Regions from separate parts of the Mus musculus genome. Here regions 1 and 3 are each linked to region 2. The links are chromatin loops, found by intact Hi-C in ENCODE. Cell type or tissue: gastrocnemius. All regions are shown on one strand. Region 1 has its middle 19 kb from the start of Abl2. Region 2 overlaps Tdrd5 (tudor domain containing 5). Region 3 overlaps Abl2 (v-abl Abelson murine leukemia viral oncogene 2 (arg, Abelson-related gene)).

What was found. Peaks named below come from ENCODE experiments on the same cell type or tissue, not always from the same donor. Only the 100,000 strongest peaks of a DNase experiment are listed, where the experiment ranks them.
Region 1: it touches region 2 in a loop (6-fold over the local background); 17 of 42 quality-filtered maps call a loop at or near these places.
Region 3: it touches region 2 in a loop (4-fold over the local background); 10 of 42 quality-filtered maps call a loop at or near these places.

The regions. Positions count from the first base shown.
Region 1 is chr1:156,535,412-156,543,411 of GRCm38, forward strand. It overlaps the pseudogene Gm17975. Among named protein-coding and RNA genes, the nearest start is that of Abl2, 19 kb to the right of the region's middle. In gastrocnemius, CTCF peaks have their summits at 3,167 (motif pointing right) and 4,955; a DNase peak (open chromatin) is centred at 4,952.
Region 2 is chr1:156,259,226-156,267,225 of GRCm38, forward strand. Tdrd5 (tudor domain containing 5) reads right to left here. Exons shown (of 18, transcript NM_001134741.1): 14 at 7,988-8,000; 15 at 4,181-4,363; 16 at 3,604-3,747; 17 at 506-710. Among named protein-coding and RNA genes, the nearest start is that of Tdrd5, 40 kb to the right of the region's middle. In gastrocnemius, no CTCF peak of the experiment used is centred here; DNase peaks (open chromatin) are centred at 4,291 and 5,681.
Region 3 is chr1:156,630,010-156,638,009 of GRCm38, forward strand. It overlaps Abl2 (v-abl Abelson murine leukemia viral oncogene 2 (arg, Abelson-related gene)), which reads left to right. Exons shown (of 12, transcript NM_009595.3): 5 at 1-116; 6 at 1,336-1,420; 7 at 3,071-3,248; 8 at 3,744-3,928; 9 at 5,056-5,208; 10 at 6,809-6,898. Among named protein-coding and RNA genes, the nearest start is that of Tor3a, 40 kb to the right of the region's middle. In gastrocnemius, CTCF peaks have their summits at 1,139 (motif pointing right) and 3,392 (motif pointing left); DNase peaks (open chromatin) are centred at 1,157 and 3,298.

The sequences.
Region 1 (8,000 bases), 280 kb after region 2:
CTATTGTCCAAGCATCAAGTTCATGAACACCAAGCTGCAGAACTAGGAACGTGAGATCGAGGGCTGTGTAGGGCCAAGTTCAAGGTCCCTGGCTGTCAGAAGACCCACATCTCAAACAAGCAGGGCTTCTTGTTTTGAAAACATGAGAAGCGCTCATTTCTGACGGCTGTGGGATTAACTATGTCTCTGCGTGTGGTCCTCTGGACAAGTAGTAGGCCTTGAACTTGTGAGGGCTTCCTCCGTGCTCAGAAATCATGCCCTACCAGTAATGTTCACTGACAACTCTCACATCCAGCCTCCAAACAAAACACCCAATACAATATGATCGACATCTATAGTATGTATACCATCCAGGACCATATATACGTGTTTTGGGGTTTTTTTGGGGGGGGGGCGGGTTGAGACAGGGTTTCTCTGTATAGCCCTGGCTGTCCTGGAACTCACTCTGTAGACCAGGCTGGCCTCAAACTCAGAAATCTGCCTGCCTCTGCCTCTCAAGTGCTGGAATTAAAGGCGTATGCCACCACTGCCCGGCTTATACGTGTATTAATATACGAAATTGTCGAGTATTTTAAAAGTAATTTTTTAAATCTAAAAAGAAAAGAATAGTAACAAGGAAGAAGTGGGGGGGTGCAGAAGAGAAGAGTGAGGAGAAAGCATGACTATTTAAACCTCTACACAGAGCAGGCAAGTCAACTCAGCGGTTGAAGGTGCCTGCAGCCATGCTCATGGCCAGAATTCAATCTGCAGGACCCAGGACTGGAAGAAGAGAACTAATTTCTGGAAATTGTTCTCTGACCTCCACAAGTGCCGTACATAGCACGTCTACACAAATACTCACAAAAATAAATAAAATAAAACAGCAACATCAGAGCTGGGGTAGGACTTAGCGGTAGAACCCTTGCCTTGCTTGTAAAGGCCCTCAGTTTTATTCCAGGTACCACAAAAATAAGTAAAAATAAAAACAAAACAAAAAACCCAAAAGCTACATTAAGAGCTTGCTGGCGCTTGCAAGATCACACAGAAGAGTGTGACAAACACTTGCACTATAGCAGTTCTCATAAAAACAGATTTCCTTGACCAGTGGCAGCGCAGGCCTTTAATCCCAGTACTCAGGAGGCAGAGGCAGACGCTTTCTGAGTTCGAGGCCAGACTGGTCTACAGAGTGAGTTCTAGGACAGCCAGGGCTACACAGAGAAATCCTGTCTTGAAAAACCAAAACCAAACCAAAATAAAACAAAACAAAAAAATCTCCAAACCAAACCAAACAAACAAAAATCCCATGGTGCTGCTATTTATTGACTGAGTATTTTGGCTGCCTTGAGTTTCCTGTCTGAGAACTGGGATAATAATAGCACATGGGTTTATTATTAGGTTTTAAAAAGACGTGTATAAATGCTTAGTATCTGAAGCACAGTGACCAGCACCCAGTAAGTAACTATTATTATTTTAAAGGGTACAGATGTGAGGGGAAATGCTATCGCCCAAACCTATTCCTCAAATCCCATTCATCAGAGCTTCTCTTTAGCAACCTCCATCCTGTCTGGATGTCTTTTCACCCCTTGCACCACTAGTGAACACCCTGTCTTAGTTAGGGTTTTATTGATGTGAAGAGACACCATGACCATGGCAACCCTTACAAAGAAAACCGCTTAACTGGGGCTGGCTTATAGATTAGTCCATTATTGTCAAGGCAGGAAGCATGGCCACATACAAACAGACATGGAGCTGGAGGAGGAGCTGAGAGTTCTACATCTGGCTCTGCAGGCAGTAAGAAAGAAGACTGAGACACTCGGCTTTGCTTGAGCTTCTGAAACCTCAAAGCCTACCTACTTCCTCCAGCCACCCCACAGCTACTCCAACATGGCCACACCTCTTAATAGTGCCAGTCCTATGAACCTCTAGGCCACCTTCATTCAAACTTCCACACAGCCCATATAAATTCCTTTTTTAAAAAGTATTTATCCCTGTGGCATACATGTATACACAGTACTCTGGTCATTTTCATCCCTCCATTACCCCTATTCCTCTCCCCTTTCTTGTGGCTTTCTATCTAGTCCTATCCCATGCTACTCTCTCTTATCTAAGTACAATCCAAGTCTCTACTCTCTACTTATCTAAGTACAATAAAGGAAAAATGATGTCAAATAATAAAAGATATTTATTTTTTTAGATAAGCCTTGAACTCATAGAGATCCCCCTGCTTCTGCCTGCCATTCACTGGGCTCAAAGGTGTGCACCACACACCCAGCAATGCAAAGATTCTTTTAAGAGGGCCCATAAGGCTGTGCGTGACAGCACAGTGCCTGTGGTCACAGAACTTGGGAAGCAGACTATGCTGGTTCCTTTTTGTCAGCTCGACACAAACCTAGCTATATCTGAGAAGACGGAATCGTGAATGAGAAAAACGCTCCATAAAATGGACCTAAGGCAAGCCCTGGGAGCCATTCATGGATTAATGATTGTTGTGGGTGGACTGAGGGCACCTCGGGCCACCAGTGCCAACCCTGGACAGATGGTTCTGCCTTGTATGAGAATGCAGGCTGAACAAACCTGGAGCAAGAAGTAAGCAATGTCCCCCTGCCCCCCTAGCTTCTGCTATGTCAGTTCCTACTTCCATGTTCCTGCTTTGAGTCCCCTCCCTGAGTTCCCTGTGTGCTCTGGTAGTTGTGAGAGGAGATAAACCTTTTTCTCCCCAAGCAGCTTTTGGTCACAGTATTGTATCACGGCGATAGGCACCCCATCTAAGACACAGAGAAAGGGGGACAGTGAATCTGAGAACAACCCGAGCCACAAAGCAAGACTTTGTCTCAAAAATAGAAAACAAACAAGCAAACCCAAAAACAAAATGAGGGCTTGGCAAGATAGCTCAGTGGGTAGAGGTGCTTGCTACCAGTCCTGGCAACGTGAGTTTGATCCCTGAAACATGATGGAGAGAGAGAGAAATGGCTTCTGCAAGCTATCTTCTCATCTTTGCTCAGACATTGTGGTACATGCCCGTGCACGCATACCTCTCCAAATAGAAACTAAATGTAAACTGTTCTTAAAAGCACTGACTCCCCAGTTTTCAGCCTTGTTTGTATATGTTAAATACCTAGAGGGTCATTTAAGATGTATTTACTTATTTAATGTCTGAGTGCTCTATCTGCATATACACCTACATGCCAGAAGAGGGCATCAGATCACATATTATACAGATGGTTATGAGCCACCATGCGGTTACTGGGATTTGAACTCAAGACCTCTGGAAGAGCAGCCAGTGCTCTTAACTGCTGAGCTATCTCTCCAGTCCCAGACATTTTCTCCTCCTCCTCCTCCTCCTCCTCCTCCTCCTCCTCCTCCTCCTCCTCCTCCTCCTCCTCCTCCTCCTCCTCCTCCTCCTCCTCCTCCTCCTCTTCCTCCTCCTTCTTTTTAATAGATTAAGTGGAGGGCCATTTAAACTCAGCAAGATTATGTTCAGTTAAGACATTATAGATTCTTTAACCTATGTTGATGATAGAAGGTCTTTTTGAGGTTGGCTTTTGAGTTTGGGGCTTTAGTCTCTTCCAAAATAAGCTTTTTGTTCTTTGAGACAGGGTCTTAGTATGCAGTCCTGGGTGGCCTGGACTTTACTATATAGACCAGGCTGGTCTCAGACTTACAGAGATCTGCCTTTCTCTTCTCCCCAACATTGGGATTAAAGGCCTATGACACCCTGCCAGGCTAGGTAGAACTAAGCAATTTTTCCCTTGGCTAGTTTGGAGTTCGCTTTTGAGGCTCCATCGAATGCCCAATGGAACCATACAAATGATTACCCCCGCTGTAACCCCAAAGGTCTTTCAGATGTCCTGTGAACATTCATCTGCGTATTCAGCATGGGCTTACAGTCAAAAATGTTAGTAAAGGACCTTTACAACTTGAAAGATCATGACAGAGACACTTTAAGTCTGAGTCTTGTTTGTTTTGTTTTTTTGAGACAGGGTTTCCTTGTGTTGCCCTAGCTGTCCTGGAACTCTGTATATCAGGCTGGCCTCAAACTCAGAGATCTGCCCATCTCTGTTTCCTGAGAGCTAGAATTAAAGGTGTGTGCTACCACCACCTGGCTAGGCCTGAGTTTTATACTATTCTTTCCTATTGGGAATGCCCTGCAGATGAGAAAGCTACTCTGAGAGGTTAGACTATATAGCAATGATATTGAATATCCCATGTGATCATATGGGTTCCAGAATGTATTTCTGTTCTTGTTTTGTGTGTGTGTGTGTGTGTGTGTGTGTGTGTGTGTGTGTGTGTGTGGCATGCATGCACACATGCCCAAGAGTCTCTTCCAAACCTCTCACCTATTAATACCTAAGGAACATGTGTTGTGTGAATGCATGTGGATGACTTCATTATTCTTTTACACTTTGTTTTGATCCAAAGCACCACCTGTGAGTCACAAGTATTCCCATGTTCTTTTAAAATCTCCAGTCTGGGGATGGAGAGAGGGCTGAGTAGTTAAGACTGCTAACTGTTCTTGCAGAGGGCCAGAGTTCAGTCCCCAAGGCCAACTTGCTTGCATACATTAACAGTCAGTAACTCTAATGCCATGGGATCTAAAGCTGTCTTCTGTCCTCTGCTGGTTTCTGCACTGTAAATGGTTCCCATATACTCATACAGGCTCAGACAGGTACACATAAATAATAAATAAATAAATCTTCAGAAAAAGAAAGAAGAGGCAGCCTCAAGTCTGAGACGAAATACAGTAGCTTCAAAGGGTATGGTAGGCAGTCTACTTAAAATGTGATAAATTCAGGCAGATAATTAATTTCAATGAAGGAAATCTTGCATTTCAATTTTTAGGAGGAAACAAATGTAGAAGAGGCAGATTGGCCTTGGAGAAATAAGAGGAAGGGGGAAATGCATCTTTTGGAGCCAGATGACTCTGGGGAGGGCTTGGTAGCCACTCCCTGTCATTTCTCTGTCTAAGGGAGACATCTAGAGGCTGCTGGATGGTTCTGTTCTGTCTGTCAGGAAAGGCTTTTCCAGATGGCTTCCTCACAGATCCCGTCACAAATCAGAGAGCACTGATCGCAGTGGACAAAGCCCAACTGCTTTGATATTAATCTATGGCTACTTATGATTACAGAGAAGAGAAGAGTAAAGTATAATAGGTGGGAGAACAGTCGTGAAGGACATTAGGGACAACTGAGGAAATCCGAGTATCGACTGAATTCTGGTCGACGTGACTGTGTTGATGTTTATTCTTTCATTTCCCTCCTGCACCTTCTCCTCTTCTTTTCTTTTCCTTTTCTTCTTCTTGTGGCAGGGTCTAGCAATTTGCAGCTCACACAACCTTTTTTGCCTCAGGCTCCCAAGTAACTGGAACAATGGGTGCTCAATAACACATCTGGTCCAAAATTGTTTTTCTTAGGTGTGGTTAGTACATTGTTGATCTTGGAGCTGCAGGCCTCGGTGGTCGTCCAGGATAAGGAAGAGGCTATCATACTATTTTTCTTTGCAAAGTAGCAAGGAAACTTTATATAAAAGCAAAGCTACGTGGAGTGTGGTACACTCCTTTAATCCCATTACTTAGGAGAAAGAGGCAAGTAGATCACCATGAGTTCCAGACCAGCCAGGACTACATAGTGAGACCCTGTTCTTTTTTCTTTCTTTTTTTTAAGAGAGAGAGAGAGAGAGAGAGAGAACTAGAAAATATCATCCTGAGTGAGGTAACCCAATCACAAAAGAACACACGTGGTATGCTTTCACTGATAAGTGGATATTAGCACAAAAGCTCGGAATACCCAAGATACAATTCACAGACCACATGGAGTTCAAAAAGAAAGAAGATCAAAGGACTCCAGTCCTTCCTGGAAAGGGGAATAAAATACTAACAGGAGCAAATATGGAGACAAAGTGTAGAGCAGAGACACAAAGTGTAGAGCAGAGACTGAAGGAAAGGCCATACAGTGACTGTCCCACCTGAGGATTCATCCCATATACAGTTACCAAAACCTGACACTATTGTGGATTGCCAAGAAGTGCATGTTGAAAAGAGCCTGATATGGCTGTCTCCTGAGAGGCCCTGCCAAAGCCTTACAAATACAGAGGAGGATGCTCGCAGCCAACCACTGGACTGAGCCCCAGGGTCCCTAATAGAGGAGTTAGAGAAAGGACTAAAGGAGCTAAAGGGGTTTGCAACCTCATAGATAGAACAACAATATCAATCAATTAACACCCCCCTCCCAGCTCCCAGGGACTAAGCCACCAACCAAGAAGTACACATGACTGGCTCCAGCTGCATATGTAGCAGAGGATGACCTTGTCATGCATCAGTGGGAGGAGAGGCCCTTGGTTCTATGAAGGTTGGATAGATGCCCCAGTGTAGGGGAATCGAGGACAGGGAGGTGGGAGTGGGTGGGTGGGTGGGGAGCACCCTCATAGAAGCAGGGGGAGGGGGAGATGGGATAGGGGGTTTCCAGGAGGGGGGAGACTGGGAAAGGGGATAACATTTGAAATATAAATAAAGAAAATATCCAATAAAAAAAAAGGAAGAGGGGCCGGGTGTGGTGGTACACGCCTTTAATCCCAGCACTTAGGAGGCAGAGGCAGGCAGATTTCTGAGTTTGAGGCCAGCCTGGTCTACAAAGTGAGTTCCAGGACAGCCAGGGCTATACAGAGAAACCCTGTCTCAAAAACAAAAACAAAAACAAAAACAAAACAAAACAAAAACAAAACAAAACAAAACAAAGGAAGAAAGAAAGAAATCCTTGAGTAAGAAAGCACTCAAGGATTTTACTTCTTAAAACAAAATAAAAAACACCTGAATACAAGTGTGTTGAGCAGGGTAGCTTGCTTGAGGGACTGGGAGCCGGTAGGAACTCCACAGGAAGACTGAGAGTCAACTAACCTGGGCTCTTGGGACTCCCAGAGATGGAACCACCAACCAAAGAGCATACATGGGCTGGACCTAGGCCTCTCCCTCTGCCCACACACACCTATGTAGCAGATGTGCAACTTGGTCTTATCCAGGTCCCCCAATAACTGGGGAGGGGGTTGTCCCTGACTCTGATGCTTGAGTACAGATCCTGTTCCCCTAACTGGCCCTCCTTGTTTGGCCTCAGTGAGAGAGGGTGTGCCTAGTGCTACAGTGACTTGATATGCCAGGGTGGATGGATACCCGGGGGGACCTCCCCCTTTTCAGAGAAGGGGATGGGAAAGAGGGGAGAGGCTGTGTGAGTTGGAATAGGGAGTAGGAGGGGCTGCAATCTGGATGTAAAGTGAATAGATAAATAAATTAATGGGGAAAAAATGATCAAAATCTGAACCTGGTGGCACAGGCCTGTCAATCCTGTACTGAGCAGCTGAGGAAAGAGGCTCATAGGTTCAAGGCCCGCCTGGGCTACAGAGTCACTTCAAGGCCAGACTGAACATCTTCAGGGAGACCCTAGTTCAAATCAAACGTGAAAGATAAGCCTGTGGTAGTTCATGTCTTTAATCCCAGCACTTGGGAGGCAGAGGAAGGCAAATCTATGTGAGTTCCAGGTCAGCCTGGTCTACAAAGTGAGTTCTAGACCAGCCAAAACTACACAGAGAGACCCCTCTCTTGGAAAAAGAAAAAGGGGAGGGGGGTGCTGAGGAATAGCTCAATGGTGGAACGCTGGCTTAGCATGTGATCTCCAGCCCACTTAAAACAAGAAACATGACCGGAAAAGGTCACCTAAAACGGGTGTGGTAGCACACTCCATTGTCCCTGGCACTCAGAGGAGGGTAGATCTCCTTGAGTTCTATGCCAGCCAGGGCTATATAATGAGACCTTGTCTCATAAAAGCAAAGCAAAACAACAAAAGAAACAAGCAAGACACAACAACAGAAACTTGAGCTTGAGCGGAATATTGCTGCTTGCCTGTAATCCCAGCAACACAGGTAGCTGAGGCAGGGGGAGCATACCTTGAACTGGACCTGGAATCAAAACAACGGAACCGGGGCTGGAGAGATGGCTCAGCGGTTAAGAGCACTGACTGTTCTTCCAAAGGTCCTGA
Region 2 (8,000 bases):
AGTGCATGTGTGATCAGAGTCTTTAAAAAGGAGGACCAACAGGTAGTTTAAAAAGTTTCGCATGCAGTGGACATATGCCCTAGCAAAGTCACTTCCAAATAAATAGCCAACAGAAACAAAACTCTACAATATGAAGATAAAGGAAGGTGCCAGACAAGAAAACTACCTACTATGTAACAGGCACGGCGACATGCCAGAGGCCAGCATGCTAATGTCCGGACTAACTGCAAAGGGGCACAGGAAACTTGTCTGGCTAATGGAAACACTGACATTTGCCAAAACTCACAGAACCATGTACTTGAAACTTTATATAAATGTAAAGCCCCTGCAAAAGCTGAAAGAAAGCGGCAACATTAGAGAAACCTGAGCTCACACCAAGACGATCTTGGAGAGAATGGCAGCACCAGCCACCTTTCAAGGTATGTTCTCAAAGCAATGAAGGTTTTAGCAACATGACAAACTTCCGACTTGTCAACTGAGCATGCATAAGGACACATAAACATACCAGAGCCAGAGTGGTTTTCTGGAGAGTCACCCACTGCAGGGGTTGAACTGAGTGCTTTTGAGGCTGCCCGTCCGGCATGAGTCTGAATGCTGGCAGGTTCAGACTGGCTCCTCTCTGCGGACTGCTGAGACTTGATCAGAGAGATGTAGAACTCTTCCAGTTTGGGCAGTGTGGAAGAATCCAAAGGATACTGTAAATCTGGCTGCTGCAAAATGGGAGAAATTGGGTGAAGGCATGGAAAGTGACACCTTTTATGCTTCCTTACTTAGATTTCAGTTAAAAAGTAAAACTCTAGAAAAAGCACTCTTCTATGTTTTAATGAGTATCAAAATTCAACCTAAGAGGTCTTTATTGCTATTTCTATGAACAAGTATGGTACTGAGGGCTACCCTTCTTCCCGCCATTGACCAGTGTTAAATACACACACAGCAGGACAATGCAGGACCCTTATCATCCAGTGTTAAGTAACACCAACATTGAAGCACTCAAATTGCTGGCAAAAATGCAAACAGATTCAGCCGCTGTGGAAAACAGCCTGGCAGTTTCTCAAAATGTTAAACACAGAGTTATTACATATTTATCAGATTATCTGTCTAAGAGACACAGACACTTCAGCAAAGAGTAAAAGGGCAGGACAGATCTCTACAGACAGATGGCCTAGAGATTGTGCCACATATTAGGAAGAAAGGAAGACCAGGATTCAAAAAGTAGCTGGGTAAGACAGTGTGCACCAAAATTAGCAGCTAAGCACAGGAAAGGAAGGAGCCCTTCTTTCTCAGTACCACGGATGAAAGAAAGCCTGGGTATTTTCTTGTCAATAGTTTGAATCTTTCTGGAATCTGCAATGCACAAGTCCCAGAATGGGATGCAAGGAGCCTGGTAGGCACAGGTGGAGCAGGACTGCGGAGCTCTGGACTGAACTTTTGGCGCCACCCTAAGCTTACTGTTTTCTAACACTCTGAATCAACGTCATATATGCTGTGGTCTCTCCCTCTATTAGGGTGCTTTTCCTTCAGTAGCTGTAAGTATAAGATCTCTGTTAATCAAGCTAGAAGACAGGCTACTAAAGCAGTAAGATGCGTAAAGTTGAACAAATCGCATATATATGTTATATATACAATTTGCTAGTAGTGACCTCATGACCTAATTACATCATACATCCTAGTCCCCAGCATTCTAGTGCTGCTGTGCCAGACACCACACCCGACACATGATGCTTTGAAAGGAAACCACATGCAATCCACAGCAACAGAGCACTGTTCCTTCTGCAAACAGTTAGTGCTGATCAAACTCCTGCATCTAATTTTCCCTCATCCACCTTGTCCACACAGTAGGCAATGTTTTCAAAGATCTGTTGAAGAGACTCTCTATTCTCCTAACTCCTATTATTTATTTTAATAACTATCCTCCCATGTTAGAAAGAACAGTCATGCTATTCTGTTTGCGTCTGTAAATGACCTCTACGGGAACTCTGAATTACAGGTCTGACTATAAAGTCTGACTATAATCCTAATTATCACCCACTCAGAAACACTTCAGAGCTGCCGCATATTCAGGCCTATTTTCAAATTGATACAATTTCTTAAAAACAAATGAAAGTGAAGACTTTTCCCAGTATACATAGTTCCTAGCCTCTGGGTTTATTAATAATATTGCCATCACTACTACATTGCTGCGACTTTTATAACCCAGTGTGTGCTTACTAATCTGCCAAACACACCCTTATGGGACGCTCTAACTGCTGTGGGGGCTGGAGTAAGAAAGGCCCCAGGGGCTCATCTACAGGGCAGGCTTGATCCCCAGGTGATGAGCTGTCCTGGAGAACTAAGCGTGGCCTTGTAGAAAGACATGTGTCACTTGTGTCTCTGGCTGCCTGCAGCCCTCTCTGCTGCTTCTCCAGCACCATGCCTACCTGTGTGCCGCCATGCTCCCTGCCATGAAGAGAAGTACTAACACTCTGCAACTGTAAGCCAGGCCCCAGTCACATGCTTTCTCTTACACGAACTGACTCAGAGCAACGGAACCGTGACTAAGACAAATGCTTGGTATAAACCTTTGGCAACCTAATCCATGTCTCGTTTCTTCATTTGAAATGGTGGTAACAGTACTTCATAAGAAGGATTAAACAGATGGACAGGGATGTAGATAAAGGCTTACAGCAGTGCCAGTAAACAGTATGTGCTTAGGCACTGTGGGCAGTGTTATCTTTTTTACTGGTAAAAGAGCTCACAGAGATAAGTCCCAAGATCGAGGCTTCGATATCTCACGCCTAACTACCATGGAATTCACAACTCCTCACGGAGTAGCAAGAGGGAAATCAACTATCATTGATTGAAAAGGCCCAGAATATGGTTACTAAAAGCCCAAGGAGACTCAGATATAGATGGTTTACAAATCCTGGTTCCTTGATGTGAAGATTCAAGCTATAAAAATGTTAGTAAGACTTCCAGTTCTAGCCATGGTACTCTTCAACTTTGCTCCATTGTAAGCAGTGGACAAATTAGATTTTACAGTATTTGAAGGTTCAGGGGAACAAGTAGTCAGGAAAATTTTCATAAAATGAAGTGGGTTCCATAGTCATACCTCAGCATTTTTGCAGTCTCCAGTCAGGAATGGAGTTGAGATCATAACTGCAAACTTATGGGCTAAAGGGGAGATCAGACACTGACAATACATCCGGGCCCTGACAGACACACCCAGAGGAAGAGACTAGAGAACAGTCCAACATCTGGCACGTCCAAGGCTGCCAATTCATCAAGTGAGCATCTAGAAAACCTACAGAGAACAGCAGTGGGCAGGCTGAAAGGCAGGCAGTGGAGTCTGAGCCTTGCTTACCAAGGTGGGAAGCAAACGCAACAGGCTCTCACCTCAGTCGAAGGTCTTAGGAGTGAAAGCCAGAGAGGACTGGAGCAAGAATGAAAGTGAGCTAAGACCAGACTGCCTTGACTGAAGGACTGCTGAGATCAGGTGGGCCTATGGGTATGTCTGTGGGTGGCTGCCTTGATTAACAGATGCAGAAGGGCATACATTAACCACAATTTCTAAGAATCAAAGTGATAAATCATGAACTGGTTATAATAATTCCAACTGGGCTCTACCTGTTGAATTCGGGTTGTGCTGGTATTTTTTTCTTGAGCAATGGGCCCTTCTGGTGTGTGAATTCCTCCTTTCACATCATTCGCAAGGCCTAAGGGCTGCCAGGAATCATCCCATATATCTTTAGATGTAGAAAAACACCAGTCCTATAAAGAAAAGCGTGCAACAGTAAATCACAACGCAGTGCCACAAGATCACAAAGCAAGGTAAGGTGACAGCGAGGGAGCAGTGTGCTGTAAACAACAAGAGGGGGTGTGGACTTCCAACAGGACAAGGACACAGTGTGTTCTAAGCAGCAAGAGGGATGCTGATTTCCATCAGTGACATCTTTCCTAAAGTCTGCAGTAAACACCTTCAATCCTTGGGCCTCGTGAATGGACACACACCATCGCCTAGCGAGACAGTTCCTGAGCACCTTAGTGCTTACCCACTTAAAAACCAACCACAGATCATTTTCAACTATGGCCTGACAATTCCTTCTCAATTCCAGCATTTACAACTTTCTAGAAGCCTGGTCTACCGGGTTTAAATTTCCTTTGTCAGCAGTTGATCTGCTGCTTGTTATCATAAGACTCTAACCTTTTGTGCCATTTCTCCACCTGTCTGATATTGTTTCTTCCCAACAAGGTTTGAAGTAAACAGCTGGGAGGCAGGACTCCCTGCCTTCCCCATTTTGGCCTGTAGAGGGAGCCAGTTCTCATCCCAAACATCGTCACCTATGGTCACTGACTCCAGGCATGGCATTCCAGTAGGGACCTCATCCTGAAACAGACCACAGGACAAACAAGTACTGTTGTTTTTATTTCCAAACATAAACACATTTTTAAAACTTAAATGCACAATTTTTTTCCTGGCTCTGAGTGGATACAAGTTTAATACACAATTTATTACATTTTGTTCCCCGATTTGCCAAAGAAATAAAGGCAAAGACATTTAAGGGCAATGCCTATGAGAGAGACTGGGAGAGGAGGCAAGGCCATCTACTCCCTGGGTGTAGAAAAGCCTCCATAACTGACTAAGGGGTCCTAACCGATCCCAGGCCCGAGTGTACAGTGGGGAGAGCTGAGAGGCCACCACATATACATAACACGTAAGCGCAGGAGCTTTCAAAGAGCAAAAGCAGAAACAAAGCTCTTATGCTAAGAGAGCAGAGGTGGATGGGAACAGGAGCATGAGATCAAAGTTGGCGTAGAAACAACGGCATCTCCAGCCTGCCTGCCCTGCGCCCAGGACTCAGACAACCGCTCTCTCTCATCCGCTAGAGCGACTTTTGGAAAGTTCAACATGTGGAATAAAGAGGAAGAAAGAAGGGTTTGTGTTAGTCAGCTTCCCATTACTCAGACCAAATTTCTAAGAGAATTCAAAAGGAAGAAAACTTCCTCTTGACTCATGGTTTCAGAGTTTTAGTCGAAGGTCAATTGCTGCTACAGATGTGGCCCTGAGGGGGACAGGTTATCACGCCAGTGAAGCATGTAAGGGAGGGGACTGTTCACTCCCAGTGGAATGAAGTTTAGTGGGAAGGACTGGAGAGATGGCTCAGAGGTTAAGAGCACTGACTGCTCTTCCAGAGGTCCTGAGTTCAATTCCCAGCAACCACATGGTGGCTCACAACCATCTGTAATGAGATCTGATGCCCTCTTCTGGTGTGTCTGAAGATAGCTACCGTGTATTACATATAATAAACAAACAAACAAATAAACAAAGACAGCCTACCTCATGAGGCTTCTACTAACTTACAATAATACCACGTGTGAGCAACCAAACTGTTTTTGGCACGTGGCTGTTGAGGGGCATTTTAGATCCCAATCTCCTGTCTATATCATGCAAAACCACATCCAGTCTGCCTTCAAGAGTCTGCAAAGCCTTAACTGTTCTCCAGCTGCTCAAAAATACAAACCAAAAACCTCCTGTGGGAACCAGGATCCAGGAGGGGGTAAGAGGCAGAGTCACCAACCCTAGAACAGACTCCGGAGGCCAGCAGTGAGGTGCTGATCTACCTACTGCACAGCAGCGAGCGTGTATCATACAGCCTTTGAACCAATGGGAACTGACAGAAGCTCTGGAGTAGCCAACTCCCCCACTGTCACTATGGGGAGGTGCCAGGCTGCCAGCACTTGAGGGGACTTCTGTAAAGATGGGGGGCAGGATGGGGGGCAGCCACTGCCCTGTTCCGGGCTCATTCTAAGGTTCCACTAGTTTGCTAGGATTCTCTATTTTGTGTCACACGGTATGCCAGCAGACATGGGGACTCACTATGAAAGCCACCTAGGGGCTACAGCACCCATATCTCAAAAACTCTCGGCTTTGAACCCTGCAAAAAAAAAAAAAAATGAAGTTAAGGATCCAGAGACAGGTGCATCTCTGTGAGTCCCAGGGCAGCTGGAGGTATATAGTAAGATCCTGTCTCAAAAAGCAAAAACCAACCAAACAAAAAGATATATATACACTTTATAATAGCACAGGGGTAAACCCTCTATTCCAAATAAGAAATAGGAGAATACTAAGAAAGGATTGGATCAAAACAGTAGCAAAACCAACCGGGCCGCAGTAAAATCTGTACGCAGGGAACACGGTGGTAAGAAAGAGCTCTGCTGACCCCGTCCCACATTAGTCATTAGGGAAACATGTTCGAAGCATTCTGAGATGTTACTATATGCTTCTCAGAGGAGCTCAAAACAAAAACCCCCAGCTGTTACTAGCAAGTACTGGAAAGGACATACAACACTTGGAACACATACTCTGCTGGTGGGACGCGAAATCGTAAGCTCCTCTGGAGAGCAGTTTGCCTAACACTGCCACATAACCTACCAGTCCTACCTCTGGACATTTTCTCTGTATAAATGAAACTTAGGTACACACTCACGTGCACACACACCAAAACAAACAAAACAAAACAAACAAACAAAACCCCAACAAACCAACAAAAACTTGTGTATGAACACTTATAGTAACTCTATTCCTAATTACTTGAAACTGGAAACAATTCAAATAAACCTTGGTTGGGGATGGCAAACTGTAGTAAAGCTAGTACAATCAAATACCACTCAAAACACAAAAGCTTTCAACTATCAACAACTTGGATATATGTGAAGCACTCAGAGGTATGAGGCTGCATTAAAAGGCCACTCTTAAAGCTCTCTTATGTGCTAGTCCTGAAAGGGACAATCAGAGTAACAAAACTCTGTCAGGTGAGAAACTGTGAATAAAACCAGGGAGGTACAGGGTTATTCCAGGTGCTGGAGCTATTCTGCATCCTGACTGTTGTGTTGAATACATTATGATATACGTGTATTAAAACTGACAGAAAAGAACTCCAAAATAGAGTCAATGTTATTGTAGTTAATTAAAAAAACATCAACATAAAATTCATGCCAACATGCATAAGACCCAAACAAATTCAAACCAGACAATACTCTTAGCACAGAAGAGGGAACATGGGCACAAATTCCACCTCTACCAAGAAGCTATCTAACTGAGAGCAGTGAGGCAGGCCCCAGGCTCAGGAGCAGCTGGCCAACTCAATTGAATTCCATTTTCTTTAGGGGAGACAAGGAGCACAGGGTTGCTTAGATAGGGAGGTGGGAAGGATCTGGGAGGAGTTAGGGGAGGAGAAAGATTACAATAAAAATGTATGTTATCAAAGTTTCAAAGAATAAACACAAAGATTACTTAAAAGTATACATGAAAAGCATCCTAGCCAACTATCTGGCTAAGCAGAAAATAGCATTGATACTGAATGGTCCGATGAAGCTCAATACAGTGTACTAAAACAGACGGTGGGGGAGGGGAAGGAACTTCAGTTTATGTGTGCTGAAGGGATGAACATTTTTTTCTATGCCAAGAAATCCAAAGATACTTAAACTTGAAAATCAGGAAAAATATATTATTTAATGTAATAATTAAGAGGGAAATTTCAAACTAAAGGAGATGATTTAGAAAATGGTTGTTTTAGAAGACACTTAGAGTCACAAGGGACTCTAAGTTATGTGCATGTAAACACTTGATTAAAAGATGTTCTTCCAAAAATAGAAATATATTTCCTGATGAGTTTCCTAGTATTGCTTCTCAAGACCTCTATGCTGCCACTCTGACTCAATCTCGGGATAGTGACCTATACATCTGGTCCCAGCAGAGCTTTTCTTCCCTGTGATTGGCTCTGTCCCATTGCTGTGGTCTTGGCGACTGTTTTTTTTTTTTTCCATTTTTTATTAGGTATTTAGCTCATTTACATTTCCGGTCTTGGCGACTGTTAAGGAGATCATCTGTAATTCAATGTCATAGAGTAGTGCTCACCGACGACGAAAGCAGAGGAGCCTGCAGACTATTGATTTCCAGGCATTCTCATTTATGCATTTGCTGAACTGAAAGCCCATCTCCGCCTCTTACCTCATTTTCTTCC
Region 3 (8,000 bases), 370 kb after region 2:
AAATGGAACGGACAGATATCACCATGAAGCACAAACTTGGGGGCGGTCAGTACGGAGAGGTTTACGTTGGCGTCTGGAAGAAGTACAGCCTTACAGTGGCTGTGAAAACACTGAAGGTAGGTTGCTGAGAGCCAGGCTTCCAAGCATCTTTGTGCACTGAATCACTTGGAAAGATCAGTGTGCCCTTCTTCAACTCTGGAACACTTTCCACCCACTGGTGCCAACACTTGAGCAAATGGTGGTGATTAACTTCGTGCCTTTGCTGACAGTGCAGGGGCAGATTATTGTCTGCAGTGCAACCCACGTGTGGGGAAAGGCTTGTCTCTGGAGGCTTTTGACAGGGAGCTTGGTGAGAATTTAGAAGCAAATTATAAGTTCTGTTGAGAACAACCCCTGCTGGACAGAATTCTTCATGTGTAATCTACAACATCACAAGTTCCCTGTTCTGATCTCTATCCCTGTGGCTTTTGTTTTTCCCTTCCTCCTTACAATTAGAGATGCCCTTTTTAGTAGAAGTAGAAATGACAAGGTCTCTCTCTAAGTAGTCTATGTTGGCCTTCAAGTCACAATCCTCCTGCCTTAGCCTCTGAATGCTGGGCTTACCGGTGTCACTGCCACACCCAGCTAGATCACATCTTGTTTTTAAACTCACAGAAGTCCTCTCCCTGACCCTACTGTCTCTTTTTTTAAGTGTCCTCCTATAAATTCACAGAGTTGCCACTCACTCTGGACATTGGTGTGAGCTATCATAGGTAGCAGTCAGCCCTGCTTACTGAGCATACTCTGAATGTGAAGGAAGCAGTAAGGCTCTACAGATGTGCTTTGTTCTTTAAGAAGAACCATGGGCTCTGATCAGACACCAACCTACCAGAAACAGACACTCCGTCCTCTCTGCTGTGGTAGTTGTAAGATGAAGTTGTTGAATTTTGCTTCCTTGTTTACTTTTATTCCAGTGTCTGACACTGGATAAATTTAAGGACATTATTCTTAGTTGTTCTTCTATAGAGCATATTAGATTGCAGCAAAATTTCTTAAAGTAATATGTTAAAATACTCAAATGATCTTTTACTTAAATACTATATGTATGCATATGGATGTTTTGCCTGCTATGTTTTGCCTACTGTGAGTGCAGAACCCAGAGAGGCCAGAAGAGGGCATCAGAGTCCTGGAACTGCAGGTGATTGTGAGCTGCCAGCCATATGGTTCTTGAACAAGAGCAGCAAGTGCTCTTAACTACTGAGCCATGATGTCTCAGTAGGCTTGTGAGTTGACTTAAATGAAAGCTTTGACCTCCTTTTTTGTCTTTCTTACCCTGCCTTCTCTTCCCTTTAACAGGAAGACACCATGGAGGTGGAGGAGTTCCTGAAGGAAGCTGCAGTGATGAAGGAGATCAAGCATCCTAACTTAGTACAACTGCTAGGTGAGAGCCCTGCCGTAGGCTTCATAGGTCCGAGTTCCTGTCCCAGCTTCCTATTCAGATCAGGGCGATTGTTTTGTTTTGTTCTAGTTTGATTTAGCACTGTGGTAGAAATGATAGATGTAAAGCAACTATGGTGAATAGAACACTTAGCTAGTAAGCATCAAGTCTTAGTTAGGGTTAGTCCTCCAAACAAACACACACACACACACACACACACACACACACATACGCGCGCGCCCCTCTTCTCATTTTAATCAGGTGTTAAAGACAGTAGCCCAAGTTGATTGCTTTTTGTTTGTTTTGTTTTTTATTACTTTTTAAAAAGTATTTTCTTTATTCATTTATTTTATATGTATCATATTTTATCTGGAAATATATGCTTCTGTAGTGTCCACTGAAACCAGAAAAGGACATTGGAGTACCTGGGCCTGGAGTTTTAAATGGCTGTGAGCTGGAAATCAAACCTGGGGCCTCTGGAAGGGCAGTCAATGCTCCTAACCATTGAGCTATCTCTCCGGCCCCTTAATTTTTTTTTTTTTTTTTTTTTTACTTACTTACTTTATGTGTATGAGTGTTTTGCCTACACGCGTATCTATGTACCACATGTGTGCCTAGTGTCCTTGGAGACCAAAGGAGGGAATCAGATCCCCCGGAACTAAAGTTACAGGTGATTCTGAGCTGCCATATGGAGGGAGGACCAGGTAGGTCCTCCAGAAAGAGCGGCCATTGCTGTTAGAAGCATTCAAGATAGTTTCAAAAAAGTCAAGAAATATTTTTATAAAATGGAGACATTAAGCAAAAGACTATTGAAAAAAAGTGAATTAAGCTTGTGGCTGATCAGTTTATCCAAGAGATAAATGGCTGCGCTGCAGTGGGTTAATTTCTTCCCTGTTTGGGTCAGAAAGGATCACAAGTAAACATTTTCCCCTTTTAAAATCGGGCCTGTTTGTTTCAAGAGAGGGTTCCTTTGTGCAGCCCTGGCTGTCCTGCAGCTCACACTGGCCTCAAACTCAGAGGTCCACCTGCCTTTGCCTTACAATTGCTGGGATTAAAGGGTTGCACCACCACTCCCAGCCATTTCCTTTGAATGCTCAAATTAAGCTAAGCTATACCAAAAGAAAAAAATTAATATGCTATCTGCCGTATATTAGTGAAGTCTTTAACTATGAAACATTTTTTACAAGCACAGGTAGAGGCGGGTGGCCTACCTGAGTGAAGTGGTGCTGCTTTATATTAACATAGGCTGCACACGGTTGCAGGGGTGTGGGCACATACGGAACTCAAGAGATGGGGCTGCAGAGATGTCTCAGACGTTAAGAGCACCAACTGCACTTCCAGAGGTCCTGAGTTCAATTCCCAGCACCACATGGTGGCTCACAACCATCTGTAATGGGGTCTTGTACCCTCTTCTGGTGTGTCTGAAGACAGCAACAGTGTACCCATATACATAAAATAAATAAATCTTTAAAAAAATTTTTTTTGGTCTTATCCCTTGTCAGGTTAATAAAAGAAACTATTTTGCTTCTCAGGCAGATGCTGAAAAGGTCTGTGCTGCTTCAGAGAGCAGGCGCCCTAACTGACCTGTTTGTAAGTTTTTGTTATATTTATTTCATAGCATGTGGTGAAGATTATCAAATTGTCGTTGGTCAGGTGTGTGTACCCTGGAGCCACCGTTTTACATTGTGACTGAATACATGCCGTATGGGAACCTGCTTGACTATCTCCGGGAGTGCAGCCGAGAGGAGGTGACCGCCGTCGTGTTACTTTACATGGCCACCCAGATCTCCTCTGCCATGGAGTACTTGGAGAAGAAGAACTTCATCCATAGGTGAGTAAGCCTGACTGTAGCCTCCAGCCACATGGCCGGCCTGCTTGGCATGAAGGGGAAGCCAACACTTGTCAGAGCTTTTGGGAAAAAGGTCTTTGCTGTTCTTAACACTACATCCAAGATCCTTTTATGCCACCTAGTGGCCAAACTTTTAAAGTAACATTTGTCCTAAGGTGGGGGCGGTGGCGTTTGTTTATATTTTTGTTTTTTATTATTTTAATTTTTAGGAGGGCTTATGTTGCTAACCTGTGAAATCTAGCCCATTATTCCTAAAAATAGAAATTCATTTTGTCCAGCATCTTTATTCTGCCTCCTGGTGGGTATTCAGTACATGGTACAAATTAGTAAGTTTCTACGATGTTGGTGGTGATCATAAAGTATTCCAGTGTTAGTTATCCTTTCCTTACCAGCTTTGCCTGCAGCAGAGAACCAAGACATGTAGTCCACAGCCATCTTACTATCCGTGGGAATAACACAGGGTTCTCTTTCCCATAGAGATCTTGCTGCCCGGAACTGCCTAGTGGGCGAGAACCATGTGGTGAAAGTGGCCGACTTTGGTTTAAGTAGACTGATGACTGGAGATACCTACACTGCTCATGCTGGAGCCAAATTTCCTATTAAATGGACAGCACCCGAGAGTCTGGCCTACAATACCTTTTCAATTAAATCTGACGTTTGGGGTAAGGTTGACATAATTTCTTACATGGATTGTTTTCCTTTCTTTGTACATGGTCTTAATCTTTCTTTCTTTCTTTTTTTTTTTTTTTTTTTTTTTTTTTAACATTAGCTATGGCTGGCCAGGTGTTCGCTAGATTAGGGTAAAACTTGAGACAGTTCTTCAGACTCAGCCTCTTTAGCACTAGGACCACAGATAATTTTCTTAGATCTTCAGAATTTTTAGGATGCTCAACTAATAATAAAAGTAAGTTGAGGAGACTGAGATGGGAGACTTGGGATTTTGGGTTGAGGCCAGGTTGAGGTGCTGTTTAGTGGTAGGGAACATTCTTGCCTGTTCATGCACACGTTGTCTGTGACTGTGTCAGACTTCTTATGTCACATGGCGGTGCAGAAGCAGCATGACCCACATACTCCACATCTCTCCACTCTTGAGGGACCCTTTAGTGACCCTTTAGGGAAGTCCTGCTGCTCTCTGCCAGTTTCTCTATACTCCAAGCCTACAGCACCCCATTCAAGGATATCATCTCGTCTTACCTTGTCCTGCATCATTACCTTTGTCCTATAAAGCTGCTTGTCTGGAGGTACAAGCCTGTGTCAAGCTCAGGGGTTGGGAGAGGCACAGGGGAACAACTGTACTCACTCCAGCTGGGGTATGGTAGTGGAGGCTGGAGTTCCAGCATGCTGGATGCTCGGGTCCTTTGAGTCCATGAGTTTGAGACCTGCCTGAACAGTATGCTGGGACCGTGAGAACAACAGCTAAGGAGCTTGGCCTGGTGGCGCAGACCTCTGGTCTCAGCACTCAGACTGGAGAGTAGGAGTGCAAGTGCAGAAGACTTCCTGGGCTTTACAGGTTGTAGGCCAGCCTGGACTGTGTGAGCTATCTCAGCAGCCTTCTCTCTAAAGCTCCGCTCCATCTCCATGTGAGACTTTGCCTATTTCTAGAGTTCTCTAATAGTGAATGCACCTTATAAGGTCAGATAACATTTCACTTAGAGTTGTCCTTGTCCTGGATCTAATTTCTGCTGCTCTGAGAAGTAGAGACTAATTAAAAAGACTCAATAGACCAAATTAGTATAGAAATATGGACTTGGGGCCAAATAGAAATATATTTTTTAATTCCTTTACACAGCGTTTGGAGTACTGTTGTGGGAAATTGCTACATATGGAATGTCACCATATCCAGGTATTGACCTATCTCAAGTCTATGACCTACTGGAAAAAGGATATCGAATGGAACAGCCTGAGGGATGCCCCCCTAAAGTGTATGAACTTATGAGAGCATGTAAGTGTTTTGCATGTTTGAGCTTTCAAAATGGACCAGCAACAGGATGGTTAATGAAATGGGCACCATTTCTGCTCTCAGCTTTGTCTGACGGATCTAGTGTTGTTAACAGTTGCACAGCTTGTCATTGACAGGCCAGTTGGCATAGTGCATGATATACCATTGAGTCTTATTGGAATCCTCAGGATAGTTGTCTGTAGCCCAAATATACTGCCAGTTTCTCAAAAACATTTGTGTATTCAGTAAGACAATAAAAAGTTGAGTTTGCATAATATGTTTGAAGGATGGCTGCTTTCAGCTAGATATGAATGGTTACTAAAGACTGATTATTAAGTAGCCTCTACTGGCCTGGAAGACCTGCCTGAGTTCAAATCCCTAGTAACCACATGAGATGCCTGTCTCAGCTGCACACGCCTGTAAACCAACCCCCCCCCCCCCCCCCCAATCAGGATCTCAAGAGATCCCAGGAACTCACTGGCCGGCCAGCACACTTAGCTCGTGGCCAGCTTCTGGTTCCGAGGAGACCCTAGATCAAGGCAATAAAGCGTGGAACAGAAGAGAAAGATGTCCTGTCTTTTCCTCAGGCTTCTACATGCCTTACATGTGGGCATCTTCCATCTCTTTACTACACAAATAAAAAACACAAACAGTCATCTCTTATGGATATGAACAGCACCATCAGGCTGCTTAGAGACACACATGAGGGAGGGAAGTGGAAGTGTGCTTGTGTTCATGCGGCGCTGGGTCATTACTATTTTCTACTGTAGTCATTTGTTTCTCATGCTACTCACGTTGCATACACACATACACAATGCAGTATTAGTGGGGTGGAAATCAAGAGAAAATTTGATAAGTAACTTCCCTTATTCCACCATGCGAAACCCACTTGGGTTTTCAGGCATGGTGGTAAGCACTTCTGCCCACTGGCCCAGCTTGCCAGCCCCGTCATAGTTCTCCTCTCCCTCTCCCTCTCCCTCTCCCTCTCCCTCTCCCTCTCCCTCTCCCTCTCCCTCTCCCTCTCCCTCTCCCTCTCCCTCTCCCTCTCCCTCTCCCTCTCCCTCACCCTCGCCCTCTCCCTCTCCCTCTCCCTCGCCCTCGCCCTCGCCCTCGCCCCCTCCCCTCCCCTCCCCTCTTCTCTCCTCTCCACTCCACTCCACTCCTCTCCACTCCACTCTCTTTTTCTTTCGAGACAGGGTTTCTCTTTGTAGCCCTGGCTGTCCTGGAACTCATGCTGTAGACCAGGATGGATTCAGAGATCCACCTGCCTCTGCCTCCCAAGTGCTGGGATTAAAGCCGTGCACCACCTCCACTCTGTGGTTAGTTCACTTCTAATAGAGGAAAAACTTGCTATTTTCTAAATTTTCTTTTGGTCCTGTCTTCATTTTTGTAGCAGTAGGAATAGGAACCAAGGATAGATTGGTCTAGCACTATGAGGGCGCTCACAGCTCCCAAGGCTGGAGCTGAGAGATAGCCACTCATCTCATAGTTCCTGTACATGCTGTAACTCTGCTAGGCACACACCATGGTATGTGTGCCCGTTGCTTGGTGTGCCACTGGGGATGAGTCTCTCAAAGAGTCTGTAAACTCTCTTCTGCTGCAGGCTGGAAGTGGAGCCCTGCTGACAGGCCCTCTTTTGCTGAAACCCATCAAGCTTTTGAAACAATGTTCCATGACTCCAGCATCTCTGAAGGTGAGTGTTGGGACAGGGGGTTGACTACTTGTGGCCGAGTGCAGAGTGGTAATGGTAATTTCAAACATGGGAAGCTCTGACAGTTATTGACTACTGAAAGATACTGAGTTGACTTTTGGCTTCTCTTATTCTTGTGTTACTACTTTTTTATACTTTTTTAGTTCTGGGGTTTCCTATAATCATATTTCATACTGAAATTACATTTTGATTTAAAATTTACTCAGTCTCTACAAAGAAAATCAATAACTTCAGTAGTTTTTTTTTTTTTTGGTTTTTCGAGTCAGGGTTTCTCTGTATAGTCCTGGCTGTCCTGGAACTCACTTTGTAGACCAGGCTGGCCTCAAACTCAGAAATCCACCTGCCTCTGCCTCCCGAGTGCTGGGATTAAAGGCGTGCGCCACCACACCCGGCACAATACAAAGAAGATTAAAAATTAAGTGTGAAGATATTGATGGCTCAGCATTGCAGAGAGTCAGACCAGAGCTCAGTTCCCAGCACCACTCTTGGCAACTCACAGCTACCTGTGACTGCTCTAGAGCAGCAGCTTTCAGCCTGTGGCTCACGACCCCCTTGAGGGTCAAGTAACCCTTTCACAGAGGTCGAATACCAGATATTTAAGTTCCAATTCCTAATAGTAGCAAAATTATAGCTATGAAGTAGCAATAAAATAATTTTGTGATTGGTGATCACCACAATATGAGGAACTATATTAACGAGTCACAGTTTTAGGAAGGTTGAAAATTGTGGTCTAGAGGTTCCGGTGCCCTCTCTGGTCTCTGTGGGCACCTGCATCATGTTTATATACTCACACTTAGATACATATATATACAAATAATTTAAAATAACTCTTTTAAAAATATATATTCTAACACTAAACCACATTTACAACAAGACCAGCACCCACGCGTGTGCGCGGGATCAGAAAATTCCATTTCTAGAAATATAGACAGTGTAACTAAGATTTATGTAGACACTTGTGATGTTTGATTATGCTTATAATATTGAAAACAGTAGGAGCAACTTAAGCACCTAGCAAGCTTTTATTTATATAAACATAACTGAGTACTTACATCTTTAGATATATTAGGTTATCAATAGAAAT